2 separate regions of the Mus musculus genome follow, and region 2 is linked to region 1. A link is a loop called in an ENCODE intact Hi-C map of the cell type or tissue named here. Cell type or tissue: left cerebral cortex. All regions are shown on one strand. Each heading gives the region's core, and the rest is flanking DNA. Links, peaks and the distances in the headings are about the cores only. Region 1 overlaps Syne1 (spectrin repeat containing, nuclear envelope 1). Region 2 overlaps Syne1 (spectrin repeat containing, nuclear envelope 1).

What was found. A loop is a pair of places that touch in the nucleus more often than their neighbours do. Peaks named below come from ENCODE experiments on the same cell type or tissue, not always from the same donor. Only the 100,000 strongest peaks of a DNase experiment are listed, where the experiment ranks them.
Region 2: it touches region 1 in a loop (1.9-fold over the local background); 6 of 42 quality-filtered maps call a loop at or near these places.

Annotation. Positions count from the first base shown.
Region 1 is chr10:5,104,682-5,120,565 of GRCm38, forward strand. Syne1 (spectrin repeat containing, nuclear envelope 1) reads right to left here. Exons shown (of 146, transcript NM_001347711.1): 115 at 12,286-12,441; 116 at 9,269-9,439; 117 at 6,694-6,827; 118 at 6,150-6,354; 119 at 3,841-4,023; 120 at 3,132-3,278; 121 at 133-287. Among named protein-coding and RNA genes, the nearest start is that of Gm51757, 210 kb to the right of the region's middle. In left cerebral cortex, for the core only: no CTCF peak of the experiment used is centred there; a DNase peak (open chromatin) is centred at 6,230.
Region 2 is chr10:5,039,258-5,055,141 of GRCm38, forward strand. It overlaps Syne1 (spectrin repeat containing, nuclear envelope 1), which reads right to left. Exons shown (of 146, transcript NM_001347711.1): 133 at 13,399-13,581; 134 at 13,018-13,155; 135 at 9,467-9,658; 136 at 8,274-8,601; 137 at 6,009-6,077; 138 at 4,354-4,496; 139 at 2,204-2,327; 140 at 1,507-1,718. Among named protein-coding and RNA genes, the nearest start is that of Gm51757, 280 kb to the right of the region's middle. In left cerebral cortex, for the core only: no CTCF peak of the experiment used is centred there; no DNase peak of the experiment used is centred there.

The DNA of each region.
Region 1 (15,884 bases), core at 2,786-10,785:
TGTTTCACAAGCATTCTACCATTGAGCTACATCCCCAGCCTTGAGGAAATACTCCCCCTCCCCAGTCTGTGGTACTGTTGTCAGAGCACCAGGAAACACACAGAAACTGCTGGAGTGATTAAGACGCCTCACCTGAATCTTTCTGTGGTCTGAGAAGAGGTCAGAGACCAATGGCGGTTCAGGTTCTGCATCCTCTTGATCTCCTTGTCATTTAAGGGTAACCGGTACCCCAACTCATTGAGACGGTCTAAATCAGGAGCCAAGCTGCTGAACTTTAGCATCTGTCCCTGTCAGTGACATTGAGAAGTAAGTTCAACCCCATGTCAAGAAAGCAGAGGTTTTTTTTTTCTTTACTTCAAACCATGCATATCAGGAAGATTGTGTGGCCTTTGGTCTATGGAGTCCCTCAAGGCCACACACATGCCCCAGAGGAAGACTTGTGCAGATCCCCACAGCTTGCCTTGCGGAGGTTACTTCGAACCCATTATCCTTTGAAGGACAGAAGCTTACGTGTAATAACTCATTTACAGGATTGGTTTACTCTTCATGGAAGAGAAGGAGGATAAAATTATGCCGATGACTGAAAGTTTCATTAAATACTCATTAAACTTAATTGATTTATGTTAATCAGCTCCGTTATTATTCAATAGCAACTGCAGTACAGCTCTTGGCATGAATAAACATTGTCATAATAGGGACAGAAGGAATCACTCCTTTTATCCTGAAGACAAGTCCCTTGAGGTAAGTATCACGGCAGTGCCCTCTCTGATGCTGAAGGAGGGAAGAGAGGGCAATATGTCAGTCAGTGGGTCTAGGTGTAGACCCAGGTGCAAGAAGCTTCCCAGTTCAACCAGGCTTTGAAAACTACTACATGTACATCAGTTTTATATTCTTGATCCCAACCTCCAAGTTGAGAAGCCCCAGCCCAATGGCAGCCAGGAGTTGTAACAAAGTGAAGTTCTATCTCCTGTGGTGATCTTTGTCTCCATCTAGTAAGCCAGCTACAGGAAACAGAATGTGTCAGTCTACTTTGATGTTCTTTCTCTCTCTCCCTACTCCATCTCCACCTTCTTTTCCCCTCCCTTCCTCTTTTTGCATATGTGTACATGTATGACCATGTGTGCATCTGTATGCATGTGTATATGTGTGTGTGCAAGTGTGTCTGTGTGCATGTATGTATGTGAACACGTATCTGTGTGTCTGCCTGTGTGCATGTGTGTGAACATGTGTGTGAGCATATGTGTGTACATGTGTATGTGTGTGTGTCTGCATGCATGTGAATGTTTGTGTGTGTACATGTATGTGTGCGTGTGCATGAGTGTATGCTTTCATTGCATGCTCTTTGAAGGGCTCATGATCTCTAAGGAAGCAAATCTTCCTGATCATGGGAACCAAATGCCTAAGTACTAGATGATGGAATTTCCATAGCTAGACATCCACAAAGCTAATGTGACATGATACTTCTCCTTATGCCCGACAGAGAGGATGTCACGGCTCCCACTCCCCCAGACCTAGCTGAATGTCATGATAAACCATGGAACAGAATTGTATCCCTCATAAAAGTGGAAAGTCTGACCCTTGATAAAGATGGCAGACTTCTTAAGACAGTCCCATTGAGCAAAATGGTCATGCATTCACTGGCTTTGTAGAATAGGGAGCCACCGAGGACGAGAATCCAGAAAGCAGAAAGCTTATGTGCATATACTGGAAGTAGGGCGGCTTCCAGTGGTTGGAGAAGTATATGGATGCTGATGCAAGAAGGGGAGCTTAGGACCAGGAGATGACCGACAGCCTTGGTCTACAGTGATGCTCTTTATCTTAAGAGCACAGGAACTCACTGAAGAATTTTGTGCAAGTTTCTATGTGTGTGTCCCTGTGTGCAGGGATACATGCATGTGTGTGCAAATATATGTGTGCATGTGTGTGTATACATTGAAGCCAGAAGTCAGTCAACATCAAGAGTTGTCTTCATTCTCTCACTGTACCTAAAGCTCACCAAGTTAACAAGATGAGCTGACCAGCAAGTCCCAGAAATCCTTCTGTCTCAGCTGCATGGGTATCAGAATTAAAGGCACATGATGGAATGGCCAGCTTTTTACATGTGTTTTAGACATCTGTGCTAAGGTCCTTATGCTTACATGGCAAGCATTTACCTAAAGATTGAGCCATCTCCCCAGTTCCACATGGAGGATTTTAAGCAAAAGGATAAATGATAAAAATTTTGTAAGCCTACTGCATTATTAATTTTAAGTTTATTAAATATTTAAAATGATTGATGATTCACTAATTTTTTTCTTCTAAAAGCTGCATTAATATTATTAATTAACAAATCATAGTGTAAATAGTTGTGGTATCAATGTGATGATTTTATATGGAAACAATGTAGGCTAATTGAATCTACAGAATTAAGCAAAGCTTTGAAGACAACGGTCTCTGTATTTGAGAAAAGGGAAGAGGGAAGGGGTCAATGAGGAGGCTGCATAGATTGAGGTAAGGTTGGCTGATCTGGGAGAGAATCATGTTAGAGATGTGCTAGGGGAGAAGCCTTTTAAGATATGATGGGACTGACAGAGGAAAGAAAGGTTGGGCTGATCACTAAGGACTGATCCTGCTAGGGCTCTGCTGGGCAGCCCATCACCAGCACAGTGGTCCTTCCTCTCAGGGGGACAGAAAGGATGAGCTAAGGGCATGTCAGTGGGGTCTTGGAAGAAAGTGGTTGGCAATGAGTTTCCCTCAAGATTTTGAGGAGCAAGGTTGTGGTGGTTTGTATAAGATCTGCTCAGGGAGTGACACTATTAGAAGGTGTGGCCCTGTTGAAGTAGGTGTGGTCTTGTGGCAGTAGGCGTGTCTTTGTGAGTGTGGTCCTTAAGACCCTCATCCTAGCTCCCTGGAAGTGAGTATTCTGCTAGCAGCCATCAGATGAAGATGTAAAACTCTCAGCTCCTCCTGCCCCATACCTGCCTGGATGCTGCCGTGTTCCCACCTTGATGATAATAGACTCAACCTCTGAACCTGTAAACCAGGCCCAATTAAATGCTGTCCTTATAAGAGATGCTTTGATCATGGTGTCTGTTCACAGCAGCAAAACCCTAAGACAAAAAAATCTGGAAGCATGGTTTACACACACTTACCTTCAGTTCCTCCATCCTTTCCTGGATAGTAGAGAGGTCAGAGGAATGGGTGGGATCCTGTCCTTGGAGGATGCCCTCGGCTTCCACCATCCAGACCTCTAAGGCTTCTAAGCTCTTGGCAAATGTTTCATAGTCAACAACTCCAGCCTAGGTTTTCACAAAAGAAACCAGCATTTTAGTGGAATGAACTGGCACTTTTATGAAATGTAGTTAAAGGGCAAGCATCTAAGGAGAGCCCCTTTCATGGGATGCTGCTCTGAAAGCGATGGGGCAGGAATAGTGTTTTCTTCTTTGTCTGCGTAGGTTTGCTTTGTTTCCCTAATAAGCAATGAAGGTCATTGTTTAAATGCATCATAAACTATTTTTGAATTATTTTGGATTTTGTTCAAGGCTACTAAATCCACTTGGATACTACCATTGAAACCACTTCGTGTTGGCATACTGGGTACTAGGAAGGTGGGTATGATTTATGGGTTGACCTGCTAAACCAAACCAATTTTAAAAGCAAGTTGTAGAGAACAGTGTAAAACTGCTGCCTTTCCTTGACTCCGAGGGGACTTCTAATGCTTCACCCCCCTTTTCTTTCTTCCTTTTTTGATGTTTCAGTATTACAGGAAGTGTCATTTCAGCGCTGAAGAATCTGCTTCCTGTGTTTTTCCCTCCAGACAGAAAAAGTGACCCATCCAGAACACAGTCACTGGGTCCCTACCTGCAATACTGCTTGCTGCTTGCAAAGAGCCTGCTCCAGGGCCCCCAGGCGCTGGCTGAAACAGAGCTGCTCACACTGAATGGCTGCTGCTGCGGAAACATCCACCTGCTGTCCAAGCTGCTCTCCTAGTTCACGGAGGATGAAAAGCGAGTCCTTGACTGTCTCCAGTCCCTTGAGAAGGTCCTGGGAGACACAAGAATATATTCATTGTGAAGCGTGCTACGGATCCTCCTCAGCACCTCCAGCAATTAGCAAAGGATCATGTGCATAGTGGGTAAGGGTTTCTGTGCGGTCATTAAATACCTTCACCTTCAAAAACATAATCAGACACTGGTTATAATTACTAAAAAATATGAATTATATATGTGTTAACAATTTAACTTTACATGTTATATCACACACACACACACACACACACACAGAGAGAGAGAGAGAGAGAGAGAGAGAGAGAGAGAGAGAGAGAGAGAGACTTAGGTTGGGGATACAGCTTAGTGTTGGAATAGTTCAGTTGCCTACAGTATACAAACTCCTATCCCTACTTCCAGAAAAAAAAAAAAAACAGAACGCGTATAATACAAGCCACATAAGCTCATTATATGCTAATTATGTAGATAGATAGAGAGAAAAGAAAGAACCAAACAAGAAAGAAGAGAAAGGGAGAGAAAGGAAAGAGGGATAGGGAGAGAGAAAAGAAGAAAGAAGAAAGAAAAGAGAAAGGAGGAAGAAAGGAAGAAAAGAGGGCCATGAGGGGATGGAGGGAGAGAGAGAAGTAAAAAAAGAAAAGAGTGGGCTGGAGAGATGGCTCAGTGCTTAAGAGCACCGACTGCTCTTCCAGAGGTCCTGAGTTCAATTCCCAGCAACCACATGGTGGCTCACCACCATCTGTAATAGAATCCAATGCCCTCTTCTGTTGTGTCTGAAGACAGCTACTGTGTACTCATATACATAAGAGAAAAGAGAAGAGAAGAAACCACGATGCACTAGATGTGGCAGTAAGGAGAAACCTTAGGTCATGTTCTCCTCACTTTTTTGTATATGTAAACATATCAAACTGAAGGCATGGTGCTGTAGTTCGCCTTTCCTACTTATTTCTATGGAGGTCTTTGGCAATAGTCTATCTGTGGTCACCTAATTGTAGCTACACCAGGATTCGGGTGCTGGTGGGGTGTGGAGGTCAGAGATGGCTCAGGTGGACAGAGCTAAGGACCTTCTCCACCTCTCTCTCCGTGGCATCTCCAGCCTGTACTTTATGAAACCCAACCATATGCCCATAACTGTGAGCCAGTGGGGGTTCCCTGTTTCTGGGTCCTATGGAATAGTAACAGATTACAAAGGACTTCTGCTCCTGATGGCAATTGGGGTTCCATCTGCACAAGATGGCGGCTGGATCCTGCTGTGCCTGAACAGTGAGTTTCCTTTCAGAGAAGAACGAAGGGCACCTTTAACCTTGACACAGATAACAACATGTGTCTTGGTTCTGAAACACTGAAAATGACTGCTCTTATAAAGACAAAAAAAATGCCAACCAAAACGAAGGTTATCTTTATTGTAAACAATAACCCTGCCGCTTGAAACCTTTATTTAGACTGAAGGTATAATCTTCAGTTTATGTGGGTTGTTTTATAACTTGACTACTTTAATAAACTGATTTGGGAAAGCTTTTAAGCAGATCTTTGTAACAAAGATCATTAAAATAAAGACAAATAAGGACAAACAATAAGAGGTCCATAATGGGTGGAATAAGAGAAGGCCTTTCTCAAAAGCCCTAAGTAGGTTATTGGCAACTATGGAGGAAAGGGGAATCATATAAAAGCTATTAAAATGTGTGGCAGCAAGCTGCTGCTCTCTGCTGTTAAATACCTGAATGCAGCTATTGTCTGATGCACTGCAGCAGATAACAAATCTAAGTGGATGATTTTTTTTTTTAAATAATGTGGATAACTTTAACAGTTGATTTTTTTTTTAAAGGCATGATTTTTCCCCCATGTGGTTGCAACTTACAGTGACTATTTCAGTACAAACAGATAGCCTACATTTCCCTCATAGATTTATACCCCACTAGGGAAAAGTGGGAAAGGCAACTCATTTTTAAAAATAAAACAATGGGAAAGAAACTCACAAATTGTAAACACATGCAGGAGGGCTCTGTAAGACTAGGCTCTTCAGTTAATGGGGTGATGAATTTGGGATAAACTGTCTCACAGATTTAGATAGCCCCAAAGCTCACATGCATCTCTACTAGCCCTACAAAACCAATGAAACTGAAGGCCAGCGGGTTGGGCAAGTCCCAAACAAGTCCCTGAACATACGTTGCAATCCTGAATCCACTTGGTGACTTCATCATCAGCGATATCCTTGTTAGTGGCTGCCTTCAACAGTACACTGGTCTGTTCCTCTTGTCTCTGGATGGCAGAGGCACACTGCTTTGAGTAGTCCTTGTATCTCTGCCAGAGCTGAAGGAGGGCCTTGCTGGAGTGCAGCTGTTCAGCGATCTCTTCCAGTAAGTTATTCCATCTGCAAGCAACAGCGAGCACTTAGGGCAGACTCATATCTCTTACCAAAGGCTATCACTTACTATTTTATTTGTCTTCATCATGGTTCATGTGAACATGGGCATAGCAAAACAATGACTCATGTCTATTTAACATAATAAAGGCTAATGTGTCACATTCATATTCCAAGGGGATGAAAACTATCCTTGGGACTATGGAAGTCCTGATCCTTCCTAAATGTCTTCTTTGTGGTTATTTTTCATTAAATTCGGTTTATAAAAAGAAAAACAACCAAAACATTAGTAGAGTAGACTCTTTAGATCTACAGCTGAGAATGCTGTAAGAGTAGCTGGTCCCATACCTCATATTGACTTCTTGCAGAGTACTGGAGAGGGTTTCTGCCACAGGTGGGTGACACTCCTTCAATAGTTGGTTGGTGATAGAGCCAAATTTCTGTAAGCCTCCTTCCTGTTTTTCTAGTTCATCATGAAGATTCTGCTCAAAGAAAGAGAACCACAGGTGACAAACAGGAACTAATGAGCAAGTTTAAAATGGACAGGCATGTGCTACTCCACTGCTGTTAAAAAGATAACTTCTTATAGTTCTGTTCGTGTGACTGCATGAGAGGAGAGTCACAGCAACTGAGCCCCCTTCTGCACATGGACTCTTCTTTAGAAGCCCATGAAGGATGTCCTTGCTTAGGGAAGATGCTGTAGCAGCGGTCCAGGCACTGTCTGCCACACTGTGGCTCTTTTTGCCAAAACAAGGGTGCCAGGTCAGTAGCACGGAGAGTGGTTCTCCCAGTAACTGATGAAGAAGACAGCCAATCTCAGCTTTTCTGAGGACCACTTCTAAGTTCTACCTCATGCAAAGAATTTTCCAGGTCTACATTAAAAAAAAAAAAAAAAACTCACAGAAAGTAACTGTACATATCCATAGGACAATTGAATAAGTGTTCAAAAACATTCATATCTGTTTATATTGTAGGATGGTTAAGTTAATCTAATTAACAGACCATCACCTCACATATTTAATAACTTTTGTCTAGCCCACTTCTCATCCTTCCTAATGCTGAGACCCTTTAATATAGTTCCTTATGTTGTGGTGACCCCCAACCATAAAATTATTTTCATTGCTATTTCATAAGTATAATTTTTGCTACAATTATGAAACTTAATGTAAATATGTGTTTTCTGATGGTCTTACACAACCCTTGTGAAAGGGTTGTTTGACCCTGTCAGGAGTCATGACTCACAGGTTGAGAACCACTTGTCTACAACTGTGAAAACTCATAGAGTACAATACTGGGAGAGAGATAGTTATGAAAAGGAGAGATGTGGACCCATGGAGACCAGTTTCAGCTAGGTGGAAGATCACCGTCATGATCATCATGCACAGAAAGTTGGCTATGATTTATAATATTGCACTGTATACTTCTGAAGTTGCTTAAAGCAAAGAGGATTTATTAGACAAGCTGGTGAAGTCCTCTACCTAGCACAAGCAAGGAGACTAGAGGACAGATGTCCCCAAGGGCCAGCTGAAGTATCACATACCCATAATCCCAACACTAGAGTAGCTGAGGCAGTGGCATTATGAGTTCTACGTTACACTGAGCTGCATGGAAAGACCCTGTCTCGTGTTTCTGCTCCATGTTTCCCTGGAAATATTGTTTAAATGATAGCTTCAGTTTTCAGCAGAGGAGAAGTAGGCTATGAAAATACAGTACTGCGTACCAATATCTAATTGCTTGCAAATCAAAATATTCAAGGAATATGTGGTGTTGAATTTACTATGTGCAAGGTGAGTTTTAATGGTTCCTAGTAATTGCATAAGTACTTAAGATTTAAAGAAATATTTACACATTAAAGTCTTCCTTTTTCCCAAATCTACCTCTGAAAGGCATTCCCTTATGAAAATCCACCTAGGCGCTCAGCAATATGTCAATGCAGATGGGTAAGCAGAAGTAGTGGGGCTAGATGTGAGAAGACCCATGCTGGGCTCCGGCTGGGATCCCCATCCCTTGCGGACCTGCCCTGCTCCACCCATTTTCTATGTATTTTAGCCAAGAAGAATGAACAGTGACCAGTCAGTGTGGCACAGTGTCCAGATGGACAAGACAGTGAAGACAGTAACCCAGACCTGGACAGCAGGGACCTAAGAAGTGAGCTGGGGCTGGGTTTAAGGCAGACTCCATCAAGTGCATTCTGGGTGAACACAGTGTGGGTGGAGACACGCGTGGAACCCAATAGTGAGCGCCGGAAAGGGCGTGATTTGATGGTCTCCTTGGTCAAAGGGATTCCACCCATATGATTAAAACCTATGCTTTGAGTGTTTACCACCTTGCTCTTTTTCTCTCTGTTTTCTTAGCTCCTTAGAAGATATTTGGAGAAACGGGGTAAGAAAAGAAAGGGAACACATAAATGGTGAAGGCTGTGTAGTCAGGAAGTGGATTTGGGTAGCCAAGCATCTCATAAAACATACTTGTAAGCACTTTCCATACAGGTAGCTAGAAATCATTTGTTTATATACCAGATAATCTAGTGTTCGCTACCCACAAGCAGGTTCTATTAAGTTAAAATCAAGCAAGAAAAACTAATGTTTTTAATACTTAAATGCTAAGAATGTTAAGGCAATATTTCAGGACCATATTTCTACTCACTAATTTATCTTTTTGTTTCCTTCAAGGGGAAGTAATGTTAAGATGTGATACTTTGGGGCTGGAGAGATGACTCAGCGGTTAAGAGCACCGACTGCTCTTCCAAAGGTCCTGAGTTCAAATCCCAGCAACCACATGGTGGCTCACAACCATCCATAACAAAAATCTGATGCCCTCTTCTGGAGTGTCTGAAGACAGCTACAGTGTACACACACATATAATAAATAAATAAATCTTAAAAAAAAAAAAAGATGTGTTTAAGATGCGATACTTTGGTTACCTGAAGATTGTCGACCTGAACTTGTACAGCTTCGGAGGAACCTGTCAACAGACGGAATCGGGACAGGGAGTATCTGGCCTCCATGAGGTGACCGTTGATCTCGTCACAGGCTGCTTTGTGATTGCTCCACTGGCCAAGGGCTGAGGTCAGCTGGATCTTTAATTGTTCAACCTTTTGGAAAGAAGAACATGCATCATAATTACATATAACTTAGTGTGGCGGAACAGAAAAATGTTAATCTCTGAAATCCTTCACTGGAGTCCTAGGCTCTAAAAACAACAGGGAAGCACAGGCTGTTGTGCGTTGCCTAATGTGGGTGCTGGGAACTGCACCTGGGTCCTCTGAAAAACAAGTGTTTGAACTGCTGAGTCACTCTCCAGCTCCAAAGGGCTAACTTTAAAATTTTAACAGTGTATATTCTTGTACCAAACAATGATCAGGTTTCATAGTGACATCTATGTACAAGTCCATACTATGCCTTGATCAGACTGACTCTCCACAGCCCTCCCTGTACATAGCTTCCTCTAGCCCCTTTCCTTTCCCCAGTAAGTCTCCCTTCTAATTCCATCACATATATGCATATATATGGAATGTAGATTCCACACACAAAACTCTAACAAATGAAAAGCACGATCTTTTTCTGAGTCTGGCTTAGTTTTTCTTAACATGATTACCTTCTGCTGCGCATTTCTTACAAATGACACAATTTCATTCATCCGTCTTTAGGAATGAATGAAGCTTAGTAGATGCATGCCACATTTTTTATACACTCATCTGCTGACAGACACCTAGGATGTTTCCATAACTTAGGTATTGTGGATGCACATCAGTAAAAATGGACATGCAGGTATCTATGGAGCACATTGGCTTAGATTCCAAAGACAACAACTCCTGCGCATGCTCCTTCTCTGTATTTGTCGATTCCAGAGAAAAATCGTACTTCAGTCTCCAACATTTAAAAGCATATAACTTTGGATTTCTGCAGTTGCTCCTAATGTAAACACAGTCCTTTGTACATGAAATAAGGACGGAGAGGGTGGGGTGCTCATGGGAAGAGCTCCGGAAATTAATTTGCTTTCTTGGCTATGCTTTTTCCTCAACATAAAGGGAAAAATGTTGAAATCAACTGGGATACTATCTGATGGGCCACAGGACAAGGAAAGTGCTGCCTCAGATGTGAGGTCCAGGCCACAGGTTTGAGTGAGTGCAGGGCTGTCCTAAAGAGCCATAAAATAGACCGGAAGATGAGGGTAGGTGATTGGTGGGCAGTTTTGCATAGCCCATTTCTTCTCTGCATTGTTGATTGTTTTTCACAAGGCAATATTCCAGTGACAGAAATGCCTAACTGATGACGATATGGTAAGTTGTTCCCAGACCTTCGTAGTGATTTATAGAAATGCATAAAATAAAATAGATTTAAAGCCATGTCAAAGATAATATGGGGCTAAAGGGGAAAGCTGCTCTGGAGTAGAGCCCACAGATGGTAGGAGCTGTCAGACATTTCTTTCCCGTGATAGTATCCACTCCCCACAGTCCTTACTCACTTCCCCACTCCATGGCCCTATTCTTTTCCAAAATAGTCCCCTTTCTATGTACACAATGCGTGTGTGAATGTGTGTGTGTAAGTGCATGTATATGTATGTGTATGTGAATGTGTGTAAGTGCATGTATATGTATATGTGAATGTGTGTAAGTACATATATGTGTATATGTGTGTAAATGTGTGTGTGTAAATGCATGTATGTGTGTGTAAATGCATGTATGTGTGTGTAAATGCATGTATGTGTATGTGAATGTGTGTATGTGTAAGTACATGTATGTGTATGTATGTGTACATGTTGTGGATCCATGTGTGTAGGTATGCATGCTTGTGCATCAGCATGTGGTATGTGTGTGTATATAGCCATGTGCATATGAGCATGTGAGCATAAGTGCACGCATGTCTGTCTGTTTGCCCCACAGTGGATAAGTAAGCATTCAGACACCAATGTGTCAGGGATCCACATGACCTTACATAGAGAGGCATAGTGCACATTGTAGCACTTACCGTTCCTATTGGAAGATTCAACACACTCTTGAGTCCATTATCAAATGTCTTTACCTTTTACTGACAGAGACTGAGGCACACAAGGGAAAGTTATAGTATGTTAGGAGGAGGGAGCCGACAATCCAAAGTTTCTGCATGCAGGGCATGCCTACTATGCTCAATAGTGAGACCAGTGTGGCTAAGCAAAAAGACCTTGCAGGGCAGCAGCAGGAAACAGAACCAGAGCGACAGTGGGAAGCCTGGCCAGCACGCAGCTCTTATTCCATTCTTTATGGAGCAGAAGCAACTGTGGGATTTTCGGCATGGCAACGCCATGATTTGACTTCATTCTGACTGGCTCTTCTGAGATGGGGACTGCTAAGGAGATCATGAAAATCATCCAAGCAGGAAATGAAAGGGGCATAAATCAGGGTGCCTGCAGAGGAGGAGGCTGGATTCTGTCTGTTCTGAGAGTGTATCTGCCAACATTTTCTGATGAGCTTGGTGTAAGTATTAGAGAAAGAAAGAAAGGAAGGAAAAGTGGCTTTGAAGGTTGCCTGTACAAGCAGTTGCGGCATGGCAGAGTTCCCGGTAACTGAGTAGGTTTGTGGGGCGGGAACCGTGCCTTACTTTAGGCAGAGGAGTTTGAAATGCCCTTTGGTCACACACAAAGATATCTCTACTAATCTCATGTATCTCTTTCTGTCTCGGTTTAGAACTCTGGGAGAGGCTAAGTGTGTGGATAGGCTCATTGGAGAACAACTGTACCTCGAAAGTTTGCTCTCACTATGAGGATGGGTGCACTTAAAGAGAGTGATATATATAATACCGCTTACTACAGGAAACACTAGAAATTGAAAGATTAATCAAACAGACTCAACAGTGCCAAGAGGTGATGTAGAGATTTGATAATTATTTACTCAGTGACTTTCGGCAAACATCCACTCCCAGTTTCAGAGAGCTGGGAGTTGAGTGTCAGGAGCAGGCTTACCGTGCGGTCTAAACTGATCCAGGTCTGCCTGAGTTCTTGCAGTGTGCTCATGACACTGCCAGAGACCTCCTCCCTCTTGTTCTGAATCAATGCGAGGCCATTCTGCTCAATTTTCTCTACCTCCTTTTCTTTTGCTTTAATCAAATCTTCCAGTTCCTGAAAGATTAAAAAATATATATAGTTATTTTAAATTGTTCTATTATGGAACTCTAGGGTGCACTGAAATTGAGTCATTATAGTTTCGTGTGCTAAAACCCCATACTAATCCAAAAAGATGACAATTCTCAAGAGAGGGTCTGCACAGTGATGCTTCTCCCTATACTTAAATGTTAAAAAAAAAAAAAAGAGGTCCTTTTATCCATAGTAAATTAGCATACCCTGAAAAATATAAAAACTGGTTATCCCGCAGATAAAGAAATGTCATTATATATCTTTTTCAAAAAGCTGTAAGGAGTGAAATACATATCCAAAATTGCAATATGATTATATCCTTAAACCCAAACGTCATTTTTCCAAAAATCACATGGCCTAGCCTGTGACAGGTGGCACCTGAGAGTCAGACATGGTTTTGCTGCTCTTTGGCTGTGTCACTCTGAGAAAGTGAGAAACTTTTAATAATTGTCAATTTCTTCAAATGGGAAAGATGGAAAAGAATAAGTATTATCTTCTCTTTTTCCAATGCTCTGATTCTATGTGATTCTGAAAGACTACAGGCTTCTTCGTGTCTGAAATTCTCATTTTCTTTAGACGGCACTTTTGTAACTGCGAGAATAAAATGTTCACAAAAGAAAAGTAAGTCGGCCAAAGGCTCAGAGCTCCTCCTGAGACCATACAGTATAGAGGGTCTGGGGCCACAGCTCCACGCTTAAGAACACTGTCTGCTCTTCCAGAAGACTCAAGTTCAACTCTCAGCACCCACATTGTGGTTCACAACAGTCTGTAACTCCTTGTCTGATGCCTCCTCTAGCCTTCATTAATAGCACCAGGCACACACATAGCATACAGATATGCACACAAACAAAACATTCAGACAGTTTTTAAAAGTTTATTTACCCAGCAAGTCCCAGGGATTCTCCTGTCTCTACCTCTCCACTGATGGGATTCTAGACAGCATCACACCCGCCTTTTATGTGGATGCTGGAGATCCAAGCCCAGGCCCTAATGCTTGTATAACAATTTACCAGCTCAATGATTCAAATATGGATAAAAAAATTGTAGTTGAGTAGCTGTTGGTCAAGTGTTTATGTATTATGCTTCTCTTGAAATTGTTATTATTCCCTTTATTTTTATTTCTGCTATGACCCAGCTGTTTTTTTACGATAAGATTTCAAGCATACCATTGGCCTCGAACTCACCACGTAGCCACAGATAACATACCTTTCTGATCCTTCCTGATCTACGTCCTAAACTTTGGGATTACAAACTAGCAGCACAAATTCCAACGTATGAGGTCCTGGGAATCAAACTTGGGGCTTTGTACGTGCTAAGAAAGTCCTTCTTTAACTGACCTCCACTCCAGCCCTCAGACGTCTCCCCTCTCTCTCTCTCTCTCTCTCTCTCTCTCTCTCTCTCTCTCTCTCTCTCTCTCTCTCTCATTTATAAAATAGGGCTAATAATATATCTTATGCTTGTCCCAAAGGAATAAAATTAATATATATATATGAAATATTCTTTAAACTGTCAAAACTAGATATATCATATTCAGCGTGGTAATCTGCCATGCTGCCAAGAGATTCTGCTTTTCCATCATGAATTATCATGGAGCTAATTTTGCCGTAGTGCATTAATCAGAAATTCATTTATTTGTTAGCTTAAGGAAATGATTGTTGTTTTATGTCATTCTCTCATTTCTTCTTTTGTCACTATTTTTGTGATTCCTTGAAAAGAATCTAGTGATTACTGAGGTACCAGTTTCTTTATTCAGTATAGAAAACACAATTAACTCTACAGTTTAAGATATTTCTGAATGTTGCCTAAGGGATAAATAACCATGGGTGGTCATCTCAATTCATACTTAATGTGTAGTATAATATATGTATATATATATATATATATGTATATATATGTGTATATATATATATATATGTGTGTGTGTGTGTGTGTGCATATATATATATGTGTGTGTATATGTGTATATATATATTTACTTATACTTTAGTATAGAATAGTGAATCCCACAGTAATCCTTCCTATAAGATCCTAAATCTAACCATTAGAATTAAATACATCTTCATTCACCCACAGTGGTAAACAGATGAGGTGTGGCTTACACATCTCATAAGAGCTTCCTGCGCCTGGGCACCTGGGTATATGTATGTGTAACCCTGAAATGCAGGAGCGAACCAGGATTGTAATATATTTCTGTGCAAAGTAAAGGTGTGTTTGCCTTTCCTTTCCATAACAATTTTTCTGAATGGTCTGGTTCTGATCAATGGAGGCAAAGGCCAATCCTAACATTCTGCAGCAGTAAATTATCCTCAACTTGGATTAATCCACAAACAGCAGTTTCAGTGTTGCATTCAATCAATAAATCACCTCTAAAAGAGACTGGAAAAAGAGTCAAGCTTTTTAAAACAAAACCAAACCTGAATCCAGCCACTGATTTGAGGACACTGGCTATAATTTCATGCTCTGGGCCAAAGAAACAATTTCTCAAAAATGACAATAAATTTTATCAAGCTTTGTAGAACTGCCAATTAGAACCGCCAGTTAGGCTATTGTGATTTATATATGATGTCCCAAAATAAGTGTGTGGGCTCCGTACTGGGCTTTTAGTTCTGAAAGAAATGGCTTTTCTTTTAAATCATGAATTGGCATCAGCATAGAGTTCTTTATCTCACAATGTAAGCTTTGTCTCTGACACTGCCTGAAGTGACCCTCTGGGAGCCTAAGACTTACATCCCATGAGAAATAAAATTTGGCTGAACTTCTGTGTATTTTTCAGGCATCAATGTCTCTCCATTAAAAAGAAGGCATATATAGGAATAGAAACAAAGTAGCAAACACCCATTGCAGTTTTGGATTTGAACCTGTCTGATATTATTAGGTTTTTGTTCATTTTGCTTTTAAAGAAAGATTCTCATGTAGTACAAGATGGCTTCCTGGTCCTCTTGTCTCCTGCCTCCCAAGTTCTGGGATTACATGAGTACACTCCGCTGTTCCAGAGAACCGGAGTTCAGTTCTCTCATGAGAAAGAGCTCATGGGAGGCAGCTCCCAAGCAACTGTGACTCCAGGTCTAGGGGATGTGATGATCTCTCCAGCCACCCAGGCACACATGCACACACATACAAAAAGGCACACACACACACTCATGCCGCATAATGGTAAAATCTTCCTTTGAAGGAAGAGAAAACAAGAGAACAAAGGACAAACAAAAGAAAGTATAATATGAATGTGGAGACAGAATCAAACACTAAGGAGAATGCCAATAAGCAACCTTTCAGTAGTGAAGTGACCCTGACCGTGAGACCGGGTAACACTCATCTTGTTGACATTAACAGTTACGGGTTGCCTTTTTAAATTAATGGAAATATTTTAACTCCAAGGACTCAGCAAAACTATCACTTTTCAACATTAAAAGCAAATTTTTGAAATGCTG
Region 2 (15,884 bases), core at 2,529-10,528, 66 kb before region 1:
AAATGCAGCCCCAGGTCTGCAGGGGACACTCGAGGGTCTGCAAGGGAGTACATCTCTGTGAGGGAGGATGTCTAAGAACCAGACCTGTAATTAAGGGACAATGTCTGTGCACTCACCAGCCCAGAACAAAATCAGAGGCCACTGGCAAGTGTTTCATCACAGAAATTCAACAGATTTGTTTTGTTTGACTCATTTCTATGCAATTGTTTTTGCCATGGCCCTAGTGAATTCAGTAACTTTCACTGATGGGAGACAGTCATGTGATTTCACAGCGTCTCCCCCGACTCACACTAGAGTCATCTTGGGAACGATTTCTCTCCAGCTCTACAGAGATGAGTGAGGCTCTGTTCAGACCTGCATTCCTTTTATGAAGAAATCAAATAGGTTCTACAGGTCGCAGGTCCTTTACTGAACCTATCTGGCCATTCCTTAAAATACTAATTAACTAAGCTGTTAAGTGATAGTTTACAGGATAGATTGATGGATCACATGGTCTTCTTTTTTGACATTTTAAAACCAAATTCATAAACAGTGTGGGGTTGAGATGGTCAGAGAAAAGGAGAATATTCTATTCATTCCTGTTAGACATTATCTGATTATAAAATGTCGCCAACAGTCTCAGGTGTCAAATGCTTGATCTCCAGTTGGGGAAGTTCTAGAAATTTCTGAGCTGGTTCTTAACCAGTAGAAATAAAGGAGAAAGCTGTCTCCTTCCAAGGCTGTTTATGGTTCCCCATATGTTTATTTCTTCTTGCCTTGTTTCCAAGTGCTATGAGTTGAACATCGTCCTTCTCCACATAGGCCTGCCACTGTGATGTTCTGTGCATGTGCACGAGGCCAAGCTAAGCAACCACCAACGAAACCCTCAGAATCCAACAGTCTTTTCTTGCCTTTTATAGGGTTGATTACATTAGGTGTTTCTGTCATGTTGCTCAGAAGATTAACCCAGATACTTTCTGGCTGTTGCCCTGAAGAAGTGAAAAACTAGAGACAAGTTTATGAATGGACTGTTCAGGGAGATGGCACTGCCAGTGATTGATTCACCACACAAATGTATCTGAGCTTGAGACCTATAACACATATAAAACAAACAAACCAAGGCATGGTGGAGTATGCTTACAATAATCCTTATGATGGACAGGCAGAGATCCCTGAAGCTCACTGGTTAACCAACATACCCAATGTAGACATTCTAGCCAATGAGAGACCCTGCCTCAAAGAAAGAGAACCAACCAACCAAAAAACCTCTACAACCAAATGATGAATACAGAAGTAAGATTGTCCTCTGGTCTTCACAAGCATAGGTGCATATATGTACTTCTGCACCTACATAAACATGTCTACACACATGTACACATGTGCACACTCACAAACACATACACACCCAGAGGCAGAGACAGAGAGATACAGAGACAAGGAGAGACAGAGAGAAAGAAACACATTAGCTGTTACACATGACCTAGGTCTTCTGGCTGCCGAGGAAGGAAAGCGGAGACAGGTAGGTACCTTGAGCTTTTTGATGTGAGACTCGATGGTGTGGATGTCAGTGCTGAGCGCCAGGTGCTGGAGCCTGTCCAGCTCCTCCTCTGTCTCTCCTAGCCAGGCCCAGATGTTGTTGAGGTCAGAATTAAACTGCTGCCACTTCTGAAGGTTCTGCTTCATCCTCAACTCCTTGCTCATTGCCTGGGCCTGCAGGAGCTCCCAGCGGTCAATTACACCTGGCAGGGCACACACAGAACAGTGAGCAGGACTTCTACACCTGTGAGGTTTAGGGAGCACTTTAGATATATATGGTGGCTAACTTTAAAGGGCAATGAAAAGGATAGTGATGTCACTGATCATTTCTGCTGCCATCTGTTAATTGGGTGTAATGGCTCTATTACACCTATTGCTTTCTCCAATGACAATGGTGGAAAGCACATTTGCCACTCAGGATTTAACACCATGACAAGCTTTATGAGGGGTGCAGAGCATGTGAAGAGATCAATCCGTCCTTGATCTGTCAGAAACTGACAATGTAGATCAGACAGGGCATTTGATTAAACGGAGCAGCAGAAGACACATCATGTCAGGATACTCTCCGTCTCCTGCTGTCCTGGGATACATGCTGTAGAGGGAGGTCAAGCAGCTGGTGGAGCCTGGTGTGACAGTGTGGTTTGAGGTCTTGTTTATGGCTCCCTCGAGCTGAGGGCACAGTGCTCACCAGCTGTCTGAGTCTCTGTGCTGTTGAGGTTAACGAAGCCAGGAAAGCTCTCTTCCTCCGCCAGCTTGTGCTCCAGTCTCCTCACGGAATCTATGCTGCCACTGCACTCGCCCAGCAGCTTCATCTGTGTAGACAAACCAAAAGCCAGCTCTGTCATCCTGTCATGTCAACCCTCACAAGCACAACGTGCTCAGGATCAGCATCTTTATGGTCCCTCAACAAGTCAGTGGCTGTTTTACTTCTTGGTCTTGCTCCAGTAAAAATAAGCAGAAATCAAAATATGCTGTTTCAACAGGACACATACATACACACACACACACTCACAAGACCCTTAAAGACACACTTTGTATGCATGATAGGCATGTGAAACGCCTGTGTGTCCTGACCCCATTAGGGTCAAGTGACCCTTTCACAGAGGTCACCTAAGGTGATCAGAAGACACAGATGTTTACATTATGATTCATAATAGCAGTAAAATTAGTTATGAAGTAGCAATGAAAATAATTTTATGGTTGGGGGTCACCACAACATGAAGAACTGTATTAAAGGGTTGCAGCATTAGGAAGGTTGAGAACCTCTGTTTTATGTGAATCTTCAACAGATCAAACTGATCTACAGTTTAAAGGTCACAGTCCTTAGCTGGAGAAGCAATATCCAATTTTTGGCAAATTGTTTCTTCTTTCTCTTTACCAAACCTAAATATGGAAACACTAATAGTACCACAAATCCCATTGGAACAACGTTTACGTTAAATAACTGAAATACTTAAGGGTTCTGAGAAATATGAAAGCCAGCTGTTTTATGAGAAAAATGTACAGCAGTGTTTAATAGTCATCAAGGGACTAAGTTCAAAACTCAAAGTAAAACACACAGTATTCAAATATTAAAAGAACAGAACTGTAGCTAGGCTTGGTTGCGCAGGAGCAAGATCCTAGCATTTGGTGGGTGGAGAGAGAAAGATCATGAGCCGGAGACCAGCCTGGCTATATGACAAGAACCTCCCTCAAAATAAAGGAAAGCAAAAAATACAAGGTAAACTGACCCAGGACAGGGCTTTCAGCACATTCTTGTCAGCAGACTATAATCTTGACTCGCAATGTTTCTCACAGTGAGAACACTTGCTACTTTTGACTTAGGTGAAGCGTCACCTCAGTGAGGTCAATGGGGTCAACATGAAGTTATGCTATGCTTGAATTTAATCTTCTACAGTCCTGAAGTTTGCACCCAGGTCCTTGAGCATGCTAGGCAAACACTTTACCACTGAGCTGCATCTCCAATCCTTGTACTGCACTTTAAAAAGAAGTTTCACGAAGGGTATTGGTAACAGAATGTGCAACAAGAACAGCTTTCTCCCTGATTCCAAAATGGAGGACCCATGAGCGCTGATGAAACCACCAGGACTTAGCTTTCCATCCCTTTGATCAAGAGCTAGGGGAGAGATTTACTTTAAAATTCTCTTGCTTAAAGTATATAGGTAGGTTGCTGACAAAAAAAAAAATGTTTGGTTGGCGACTACAATGTATAGATTTTATTGGATACATTAGCAACAGAAATCACAGAACTGGTAGAGATATCTTCTCCCAAAGCCTGCTCTAGTTAGGATGGCTTCCTTCAGACTCAGCACCCACAGAGCAGAAGGTGGGGCTAAGAAGTAGCTTGGTAGCACAGTGCCAGCCTAGTGCATACAAGGTTCAGTTCTCACCATTGTGAAATATCCTCAAATCAAAAGCAGAAGATTACAAACACTCCTAAGGTCATGAAATAAATTAAGAACTAAAGCAGCAACAATAATGAAATCTCATATTAGTAATCCAGTGATAACCTCTGTCCAAAATTTATTAGCTGAATTTGGACAGGCACCTAGTGACATTTGGAAGTGAAAGGTTTTGGTTGTCTTCAGCTAAGTGGATCATACTAAGTTCTCAGTGAAAGGTAACAGGCTGGTGGTGACAATGGGCCTCAGGGCCTGCCATCAAAAAATAATCTCAAACAGATTGATGGCCTTGTTTCACACACCCATGTCTTAAGTACAGAGGTGGCCCTTGACCACCTCTGTACTTAAGACCTCACAGAGCCCATGCGCTGCAGACAGATGGGCTGTTTTGGCCAGACCTGTAGGTCGGAAGCATCATGCTAGCTGGAGCACTCACGTAGCCCTTGTAGCTGGTGTCCAGGTCTGGCCCTGTGGGGGTTTTGCTTCTGAGGATATTTGCGGTTTGCTGTATCTGGAAGCGGCTGTCATCCAGGGCTTTGTCCAGTTGCCTCATCTGTGACTCCAGTGAGCTGGGATCCCCTGTGGTGCCAACCATAAGAGTCACATCGTCTGACTTATTTCAAGCTTGTCAGTCAAGAGGCTTCATAAAGCATTTGAGCTATGGCAAAGCAGAAAGTGTGTGTCTGGGGAATCATAAAGCAGGTTTAGTGCTGTCCTGCTAGAGGGTTAGACATTAAAGCCAGTAAGTGTGCTTCCTAAAGAGACTCAGCAGCCTGGGCTTGCAGAGAGCTCTGCAGTGGGTTCTGAACAGCCTCTGAGGGTCCTGCTCCCTTCTCTAGCCATTCTCAAGGCAGAGTGCTATACACAGTGGAAGGCTTTCCCAATAATCTGCAGTCACTGGCCACACCCCAAGCACCAGGAGACAGGTGCTTCCCATACTTACTTAGCTAGCAGGGAAGGCTTCACCCTCAGATTTGTCTCTGTGCATCTCAGAGACATCAGTACCACTTAAATCCCTGGCTGCATGAATTCAAGTTAACCAAGAAAAGACTAGCTCAGAATAAGCATGTGTAGAGGATGAAACAAAACCTGGCTTCTGTCTCTTCTTTAGCCATGTTCTTCCTTGCTGCCTAGGTTCTGGCTCACCCTCTCTTAACAGCTTTGCACTTATGGTATGCCTGTGGGCATGTGTTTGCAGTTATGTGTTTGCATGTATACTGTAGTCATTGCTGGCCAAGAACATTGATTATCTGAGTAGCACAAAGCCTGGGTGAAAATAACAAATGAATTAAGCTTTCTAAAATGTATTCCTAAGTCTACCTAGCTGGAAATCATCGAGAAAGTCACTGTAAAACTAGCTTGGTTTTTGACCTTGTGTTGGCCTCCAGAAACTACAGACAGCTATAAACTAGATTCTGACTCAGAAACAGCAATGGTCTCCCACACGTCCTGACCACTGACCCGGGCCTTCAGTGTGCTTAAGTATGTACAAACTAGTACAAACTAGTGCAAACGAGTACAGGATATTGAGCAAAACTAACTTCTCTTTTCAATGCTTCGGGTTTCAGAAGTCATACTCTGAAATGGCAGTCTAAGGATTACAATGTCATGGTGGACATTTCTCATTTGAGGAGGCAACACTTTTGAAATCAAAAGGAAATGCTTTATCGGCTGCATTATGTTCACACCCGCATGGGGGCTGCGGCAGAGCGTATAGCCAACATCGTTTGTCCAGCCAGTAGCTGGTCACTGCGTGACCAAGTTAGCACCGCCTTCCACCAATGGGAAGATGAGAGCACATAGTCTGAGCTTTGGCCTCCTCTCCCTTCAGCTGTCACTGGGCATGGAGTTCTCTGTAACGAGACTGGTTACCACTTGACAAGCTGAGGATCTACTATCTCATGACCTGGATATGGAGATCACACTCTTGGTGTGGATCAGTCCGCAGTTTTTCCCCCCTAATGCAGGAGGAAGAGAAGAAGGCTGTGCCTTGGCATGCCAGAGCTGTGAGAGGCGAGGAAGCTGAGGAGGAGGGGCTGTTGGACCACAGTGGGTGTGGGGAGGAGGTGCGTTCCCACTTTTTATGCCTACCAGACGTATTTCTGATTGCATTTTCTGTGAGTTTTACATAGGCCTCAGGGTTCTCGGGGATGACTACATCTGCAAAAAGAGCACAGTCTGAGTTGACAGCTAAGTGCTGGACCCCTCTATTCCCTGTGGTGGGAAAGTAGTTTGCCTCAGGGAAAAAAAGAGAGACTCGTTCTTGACGGTCACTGGCACGAAGGGGAGAGCATGTATGCTTGCCAAAGGCTTCATGTAATGTATCCTGCTAAGAATTCATACTGACTGTTTTGTCTGCCAGTCACTGCTTAAAGTGCTTTTATCCTCACAGGAACCCTAAGAATACCCAGTAGTATAATTTCCGTTTTATAGATGGGAAAACAAATGACTAGAGGAATGTGGTTCCTCACACAAACCTATAAAGGCACTCAGTGGCAGAAGACAGATTCCCTGTTGATGGCATGTTAGCTTTGAGAGAAGGTCTCTCACAGCACAGCCAACCCTTCAAGTCTCCAACTTCCTACGTAGCTGTGGTGGTTTGTAATGAGAAACACCCGCCCCAGGTTCACTTGGTCATCAGTTCATGGTGCTTTAGCAGGGAACTGTGGAACGGAACCTTTAGGAGGCGGAGCCTTGTTAGAGGAAGTATGTCACTGGGGGCGGGGCTTGATAAGTTTCTAGCTTATTATACTTCCTCTGCTCATGCTCTGCCTCCTGGGTATGGGTAACAATGTAACAAGCCAGTTTCTTGCTCCTACTCCCAAGGCTGCCTTTCCTGCTATGCTTTTCCCTCTGGAAACATAAGCCAAAACAAGTTTTTCCCTTAAGTTGCATTTTGGTCATAGTGCTTTATCATAGCAACAGAAAACTAACCAATACAGTGGCAGAGAATTATTCTGAACTCTTGATCTTCCTGTCTCTACCTCTTGAGTACTAGGGTTTCAGATGAACAACATCACATCTGGATTAGAATGGGAATTTCTGTGCAGACAGCTTTTAGAGGGACACTGTTGCCTATATCTGTGTGTGAGCCATAAATGAGAATTTAAAGTCTTGATAGCCACATTAGGATAGTCATAAACAAGTGGATCACTTTACCTCTAAAAAGCAGCATATAATCGTCAAATATAGCACTAAGTTTGTGTTCAACCTTTGTTTTGAGTCTTGAAAAGTGACCCCTGCATATAAGTGCATTTTCTGTCTGTAATCAACCTCAGCGAGGGCAGTCTTACTTCAAGGCTTTCTGGCCATGTCTAGCAGAGGGCTGCACGATGGACTATGCTGTCCTCTGACTGTTCATGGCTTTTGTTTACCTTCTGTAAGGTCCTCTTTTCTCAGTCTTCCCCCACTAAATGTGATGCTGCTTTGTTCTTCTTCCTGTTCCTTTCAGGATGCTTTAGCTGTATGATTTCCCCCCTGCACTCTCAGAATTCCTAATTACACACAGACGAATCCCTACCTAATATGCATCTGCAGATAAACACCTAGACCCATGCATCTGTCTCTAAACTGTAGGCTCTGGGAGTTCTGTAAATATCTCAAAATGGGGATGGATGCAACTAACATCTGTACCTTCACAACTCAACTCTCTCATCCACCCACACCACGTGTCCTCTGAGCCCAGGACCACTTTCATCTTCCACTTAGATGCCTAATCCTGAGTCACCTCCATCTCTTCCCAATCATCTGATAATGGAGAGGATTCATTTCTCACGATGTATCACCCCTTCTTGGTGCTGTTTCCCTAATTCAGGTCATTATCTATGCTCATAAATAACACTTGTCTGAATGCTCGTTTCCAATTTGTGTTCCACCATGCATGGAGAGCACACACAGTTAGACCGAAAATATACAAATTTGGTTACATCTCTCCTTTAATCTTCCAGTGGATCCCTATGCACTTCAGGGTAAGGGGCAAACTCCTCTCCATGGTGAACTGGTCATTTCAGGGCCAGCCCCTTATTCACTTTCCCATCTTCCATTGAGCCTACTCTATGCCATCCAGCACAATTCTATTCTTGACAAACTTCAGATGACCCAAAGCACCAAGGTTGATCACCTGGCAAGGCTCTTCTCTCTCCTCCTTCCTCAGCCCACTGCTATTTTTCACCTCAGGGACTCATCATTATCCTACTAGTCTCACACAAAGGTTTCTACCCAGCCCTGGGACTGACACTCTATGATGTCCCTGTGTGACCATGTATATAGAGAGTGCTTATACCTTTCAGGGTAGATGAGTCCAGATAGCTGATGTGTCCCTCATATGGATTCCCAACAGGAAGTTTTCTCTCCTACCTGACAAGCCAACAGCTCCCCTGAGGTAGAACTCCTTGTCTTCCTCGCCTTCTTCATCTTCTGAGGGCAGAGTTCGGGATGCTGACTCTAGGTCTCGACTGAGGTCGTAATCGTGGTCCCATTCCAGGGGGATGGAGTCCACGCTGGCCGGCGTATCTCGCCCTGACCGCTCACTCCGGAGGGGCTGAGGAAGGGAGAGGGAGGGGTTGGAAGAAGGCTGTGGGGAGGGCATGCCATCTGCAGACGGGTCCTGCCAGCGGAGGTCTGAAAGAGCCGTGGAGTCTTCGAGATCTAGTTCTCGGTCTGAGAGGTCATGGTCATCTGGCAGCTAAAAGGGAAGTCACAACTCTGTCACTGCAAGAATAGGATCCACTTCTTACTCCAAACAGGTGAGACCTTCAATAAATGAATGCCAGCAGGTCCTGCTGACGATATGGAGTTAACTTTATCAACAGATACAGGAGAGCTTCCTGATTACTTTCAAAATACCTCATATACTCATCTGTTTCAGTGTCAGTTTTATCACAGAGAAAGTGGGAATATATTAAAACCTATTCCAAGGGGCCATTATAGGAAATTAAAAAGTATTAATAGTATTAAAATATTAAAAATATAAAAAAATATATAAATAATGGACCAAGTAGCATGTCTCCAACTCAACCGGCACACAATGGCATATCATCCTTTGGATTCTACATGCTAGACATGAAGCATGTTTATAATCACAGGACATTTCCATGTCTTTGGATTAACAGCATCATTCACTGTTGATGAGATGAAATTGTAGGGGCGGGTAGAAAAGAAAACGGAAGGGAGCAATTCATTCAAAAATAATCTCACGAGCTGAGCCATTGCTCATCTTACTGCATCTCATCTCTTCTCAAAGATACCCCATCTCCTGTAGAAGAACAATGGCACACAGTCTGCCTAAGTTGTTATACAAATACATGGTCACTCAGCAAATGAACAAAACAGCTCTCCCTACAAAGTGGTGACTATGAATAAATCCATTTTAAAGTTAGGGAAACTGAGGTGAGGGAGGTAAGGCAACGTGTCAAAAGTTATATAGATGACAGTATCGAGGCTTAGAACAAATCCAGGCATTCTTCTTCTAGACTCTGGACTTGATCATGACTAATCCCATACAGCTAATTCTCTGTGGATTCAATGAGAAAGAAACAAGTGCCTCTTACAGGCAGGCGGATCAGTTTCTTGTGATATCTTTCCACACGTCCAAAGACCTCCTGGCAGTAGCGTCTGAGCTCGTCCAGTTCCTCCTCGATGACAGCGGCATCCAGTGGCTCGCTCTTCTCTATCAGCTGCTCCCCCTGGGCAATGATCTGCTCGATTTTATTGTGGTTCAGTGAGATCTCCTGTTGGAAAGCCTGAGGGTGCAAAGACAATGTGGATTTTACACATCTCAAAATGATGTCTAGTAAGGTATGCATTTCTCTCAGTGTCAGAAAGATGATATTGGGGGGGGGGAATGACATGAGGGGGGATGATGACTTACTATATACAAAGATGGAGCAGTTATTTTCTAAAGTAAAATATCACCTTAAGACAGAATGGGAGTCAGATATCAGAAAAGAGCCTATGGTAATAAAAATGTATTACCACAATGCAGGCGGAGAATAACAGATAAATATCGACAACTATCATGGTGTTAATAGTGCTGCTGACTCCTGGTAAAAATGATGGTGTGGTGTGAGCATGTTGCTTTATTCCACATAATATATATCCTATGCCACACGTACACTAAAGGGGGCGTCACAGGTCCCTTTGATTCTTTCGTTGATTTGGAAGCTAAGAATCAGTGCATAAAGGTATACTGATTTGAAAAGACGGGATCTGGGAAAGATTATTCTACAAGAGTCTATATGATTTCAAAGACAGATATGGGCACAAGTTTCAAGTGACAGATGTTCATTTAGTCCAAAAATAAGCCCTGGAAGAGTTTAAATTGTCCACTAATAAGAAAGACTAAGGACAATGGAGGATAGTAATGCCTTTAAGATTTTTCCAGAACCTAAAAGGAAAAGTTCCAAATATCAGTTGGTAGAAATGTCTTGTTAGTGTTCAAATATTGACTTGCTTCTGGTATGAAGTGAGACAGTTGTATGTGTGTGGGGGGGGGCAGGGCAAAACATTGAGCAGAACATTGTGTGCAGTTTATTACACCTTAACAAGGTACTACTAAGGGTAATTTCTTTTGTTTCATCATAAAATCCAAAGTTTTGGGCATTGTCTTAGGTACTGTTCTGGTGCTGTGGAGAGAAGCCATGACCAAGGTAATTCTTATAAAATCAAGCATTTAACTGGGTGTTTGTTTACAGTTTTAAGCTTAGTCAGTTGTCATTATGGCTAGGAGTGTGGTTAACACATATGGGGCTCGAGCAGTAGCTAAGAGCTATGTACTCTGATCTGCAGGTTAAGAGAGAAAGCCAGATGCCCCTCAATGGAATGGATACAGAAAATGTGGTACATTTACACAAGGGAGTACTACTCAGCTATTTAAAAAAATGAATTTATGAAATTCCTAGGCAAATGGATGGACCTGGAGGGCATCATCCTGAGTGAGGTAACCCAATCACAAAGGAACTCACACAATATGTACTCACTGATAAGTGGATATTAGCCCAGAAACTTAGGATACCCAAGATATAAGATACAATTTGCTAACCGCATGAAACTCAAGAAGAACGAAGACCAAAGTGTGGACACTTTGCCCCTTCTTAGAATTGGAAACAAAACACCCATGGAAGGAGTTACAGAGACAAAATTTGGAGCTGTGATAAAAGGATGGACCATCTAGTGATTGCCATATCCAGGGATCCATCTTATGATCAGCTTCCAAACGCTGACACCATTGCATACACTAGCAAGATTTTGCTGAAAGGACCCAGATATAGCTGTCTCTTGTGAGACTATGCCGGGGCCTAGCAAACACAGAAGTGGATGCTCACAGTCAGCTATTGAATGGATCACAGGGCCCCCAATGGAGGAGCTAGAGAAAGCACCCAAGGAACTAAAGGGAACTGCAGCCCTATAGGTGGAACAACAATATGAACTAACCAGTACCCTGGAGCTCTTGACTCTAGCTGCATATGTATCAAAAGATGGCCTAGTCAGCCATCACTGGAAAGAGAGGCCCATTGGACTTGCAAACTTTATATGCCCCAGTACAGGGGAACCCTAGGGCCAAAAAGGGGGAGTGGGTGGGTAGAGGAGTGGGGGGATGGGTATGGGGGACTTTTGGGATAGCATTGGAAATGTAAATGAGGAAAATACCTAATTTAAAAAAAAGAGAGAGAGAGAGAGAGAGAGAGAGAGAGAAAGCCTGTGTTTGATGTAGGCTTTTAAAAGCTCAAAGCCCACCCACAGTGACACATTTTCTCCAACAAGGCCACACCTCCTCATCCCTCTAGTCCTTTCAGTTTTGCTTCCTGGTGAAGTATTCAAATATGTGAGCCTATGGAGGGGAGCAGTCTTATCCAAACTATCACAGGCATTATAACTATTCCTAAAAAAGAAACAAGCAAACATACAACCAAACAAAAACCTCAACAGTGGAGTATTATGGGAGGTGATTAAGTGGTATAATTTATACTTCCTGTGTACAATATCCTGGGTATGATTCTCAGCGCCAGCACATAAATAAACAAATAATTAAACAAACAACCAAACAATTTTATTGTTTTTTTGAGACAGGGTCTCACGTAGCATAGGCCAATCTCAAACTTGATAAATAGACAACTATGATCTTGAGCTCCTGGTCTCTCTGCCTCTAAGCCCCAAGTGCTGGGCTTACAGAAGTGTAGCATCTTACCATCTATTTTTTTATGGTGCTTGAAGCACCATAAAATGTCAGAAACTGCCTCAAAAATGATTGAGCTCACTACTCCCTTTTTAATGCACATCTCTTCAATGAAGGTCTCTAGCTAGCACAGTGTCTGAATTAAGTAGTGAATGATAAAGCATGCATTTAAGATTAACTTAGCCTCCAGAAACATAAACTATGTGGAATAAAATCCCCCAATGAGAACATAGCATTCTAAGTCAGCAAAATGGCTCAACAGGCAAAGGTGCTTGCCCCCAAGTGTGAGGTCAGATGGGAGCTCAGTTCCTGAACCCACGTCATGGAAGGAAAGAACCAACTGCAAAACGGCCACCTCTGTGAACACAGTGGCACAAGGACTGCCCTGGCCCCTGCTACACACATGCAATAATCAGATGAAAGCTGATGAAAAGTTGGACTTTTTTTTTTTCTGGAAACTGGAGCCATCAAATTCTATATAGATTTTGGAAATAAGTAATATATTAAACAACAACGACATCAAAAATCCCCAACACTGACAACCAAGTTGATATTTTTAAAGTATTTATGTTAATGGGTGCATTAGAGCAATTTTAAAAGATTTCAACATTGCCTGGTATAGTAGCTCATACCTTTAATCCCAGCACTTAGGAGGAAGAGGCAGGCAGATCTCCAAGTTCAAGGCCAGCGTGGCCTACAGAGTGAGTTCCCAGACAGCCAGGGCTACATAGAGAAACCCTGTCTCAAAAATTAAAAACAAAACAGAACAAAAAACTTCCTCAAATTCCATATGTTTTAACATCTCCTGTTCATGAAGAACTAAGTTTTCAAAGGCTCTATACTCAATTCTCCAGAAAGCGATTTGCAAACCCTCCCCTTTTCAGCATTCTTCCACATTGATAATTTGCAGAATAACTGACTCATTACCTTGAGTTGCTTTATTTTAGCTTGAACGTCACATTCCGAAAAGTGTTCAATATTGGTGAGCTGCAGATCCATCTCTGTGAGCCAGACAAGAATGCTGTCCCGGGCAGTCTCGAACTCCTCACGCTGGCTAATGAAGTGCTGGAAGGAAGAGGAGGATATTAGGCACTAAAATGTCCACAGTCACACACTGATATGGCCCAGCCAGTTCCAGCCTTCTGGGAAGTCAATTCCTCACAAGCATGGAGCACCCTAAACTCTCTTCCTATCACTTGCCCTTCCATCCCCTCCTGCCCTTCCAACTTCCACTCTCCCCAAGAACAAGTCTCACTAGTCACGCTTATCCTCTAGTCCCCATATTATGAGACAAGACTTAATGAGAACCTTGAGCCTGCGCAAGATGGAGGTGACCCGCTTCTGTAGGTCGTCCCATCTCTGGTTGCCCCCATGGACCATCTGCCTGAGGCTGCAGGCGGAGTCTGTGCGATTCTCTCTGGCCAGGCGCCGGTACTGTTTGTTGATAAGCTCTAGTTGGGTCAGGCTCTCATGGACCTGCCGCTGGAAAGCCTGAAGCCACAGGGAAGTTAATTAATGTGGGAGATCCTTCAAGGACATAACTCAGAGGGTTATGTCTCTTGGTTTTCATACTGCAGAGTCAAGGAGCACAGAAGTTACCCTATCTCAGACCCAGCAGATCGACCAAGAGCCACAAGAAACAACAGAACTGTAAGGGATGATTGTATTTATCAACAAGTACACAGAAAAGCAAAATATACACATATATATATTTGTATATTGGCATGTACACAAAAACATCACATATAGAATGTTGCATGCATTTTAAAAATGACTAATGAAATCAAGCCAAGTACGGTGGCACAAATTTGCAATTTCAGTGCTTGGGAAGCAGCAGCATCAGAATCACAAGTTCAAGGTCATCCAGGGACTGAGAGCCAGGCTGGGGGGTGGGGGTGGGGGTGGTCTGGTGCTGCTAGGTATTCAAATACTAAATTCTGTACTCCGACATCTGGCTGCCCCACTCAGTAAGAGTGAATTGCCATGTACACTGGACCAGCAGCATGTGTCCCCCAGAATAGACTGCTGGAGCAGAAATAACTGGAAAGACTCAAACAGCAAGTATTTGGGGAGCAGAGTTGGGGAAGTAGCCAGTTTAGTCATTAGAAAACTAGATTAGGCGACATCCTCCAGTAACTGCGCAAAGCTAAATAAATAAAACCATAGGATTTTGACTCAATTTTCAGGGGGGCTGGCCAAATCATATAAATAATTGATCAAGTTTATTAAAATCCATTTTACCCTGGGCTATATGAATCCCTGTCTTGAAAAACAAAAAGAAACATATAAAATAAATAATAACCAGGAAACCAATTTTCCTATCTAAGAAATTACTGCAAGAACACATACGGGTGTTTACACGTTAGATTGAAGTGTTCTCGAGATTTCTGTGTCCGTACTGAGAAATGATATGTAAAATGGCACTGTGCATTTGTAGAATATGTAATTTCTTCAAAGTGCAGAAATCCCCTCAATCCTGGTGTCCATTAGGAACGAAACTAAAACCATCTTTGGCAGAAGTGCCTCTAATGCCAGCTGTTAACCCTGCTTTTAAGAAAATCAGGTTAGTATAAAACACAACTAACTTTCCATTAAAAAAAAAAAAGACACAGCAGTTTGAAGAAGGTCCTTTCTTCTCAGCTTTCATAAAAGACGCCAGAGTTGTTATCCTAGCATAGAGCATGGATGCTCTGCTCTTGAGGACATGACAGGGAGCAGAAATTGTATGGTTACTAGCACTTCCTTCTACCCCTGCTGCAGGGCCCAGCACTAACCAACCAAACACCCACACAAATAAAATACAGCTTCACTCTAAATGCATGCACCCTGCTTTGTGGCTGACTTTTATCCTAGACCCCAACCCAAATGCTATGAGTGGCTTACTGGCGTTGATTTTATGTGCATCTCACACTTCCGTGTTGGTTGCCTCCTCACACTGCTCAGAGGATTGAACCCCTGCCCTAGAGATGATTTGCCTTCTGAGAACTGCTTTCAGAACACCCATCCCAGCAGGCTATCTTAAGTTTTAAAGAAATTATGAGGTGCTCAAGGAGGTTCTACTTTTGATGTTATAATATGTCAGAGCATAGATCTGCCCGCTCAGGTGATTGTATAGCACTCAGGGCACCCCAGTGCACCCAATGTCTTTCCAAACATTTCTGCAAGTGAGTGAGTGATCCTTAAGCAGAATTTTGTATCTGTGACATTTTCTGTCTGCAAGAAAATTAAATATAAGAATAATGATACTTGATTTAAAAAAATCAATTATTTCAGTGCTGGGCATCTGAGTCCAAAATAGAATCAAGAATGATCCCATGTAATCTGCTTTGCAGTGTTAGCCAATTATGAGAGGTTTTAACCTTCACAAAGCACAGTGCTACAAGACACAGGGCAGGGTCACTTCCACCAGCATTGTGAAGTGATCTGGATTCTTCAGCAGTTTATGGTGGCTTTTTGCTAGAGAAAAAATTTTTAAAAATTTTTATTTATTTATTTATTTATTTATTTATTTATTATACGTGATGAGTAGTTGTCTTCAGACATACCAAAAAAGGGCATCAGATCTCATTACAGATGGCTGTGAGCCAACCATGTGGTTGCTGGGAATTGAACTCAGGACCTCTAGAAGAGCCCTTAACCACCGAGCAATCTCTCCAGTCACCTAGAGAAAACTTTTTACAGAGGCATTTTCTCTCTCTGTACTTATTGGTTTAGTTTCATATGCTTTTACTTATTCCATATAGCATCAAACACTATTATACTCAGAGAGTTATCTATCAAGGATTCAGATCTAT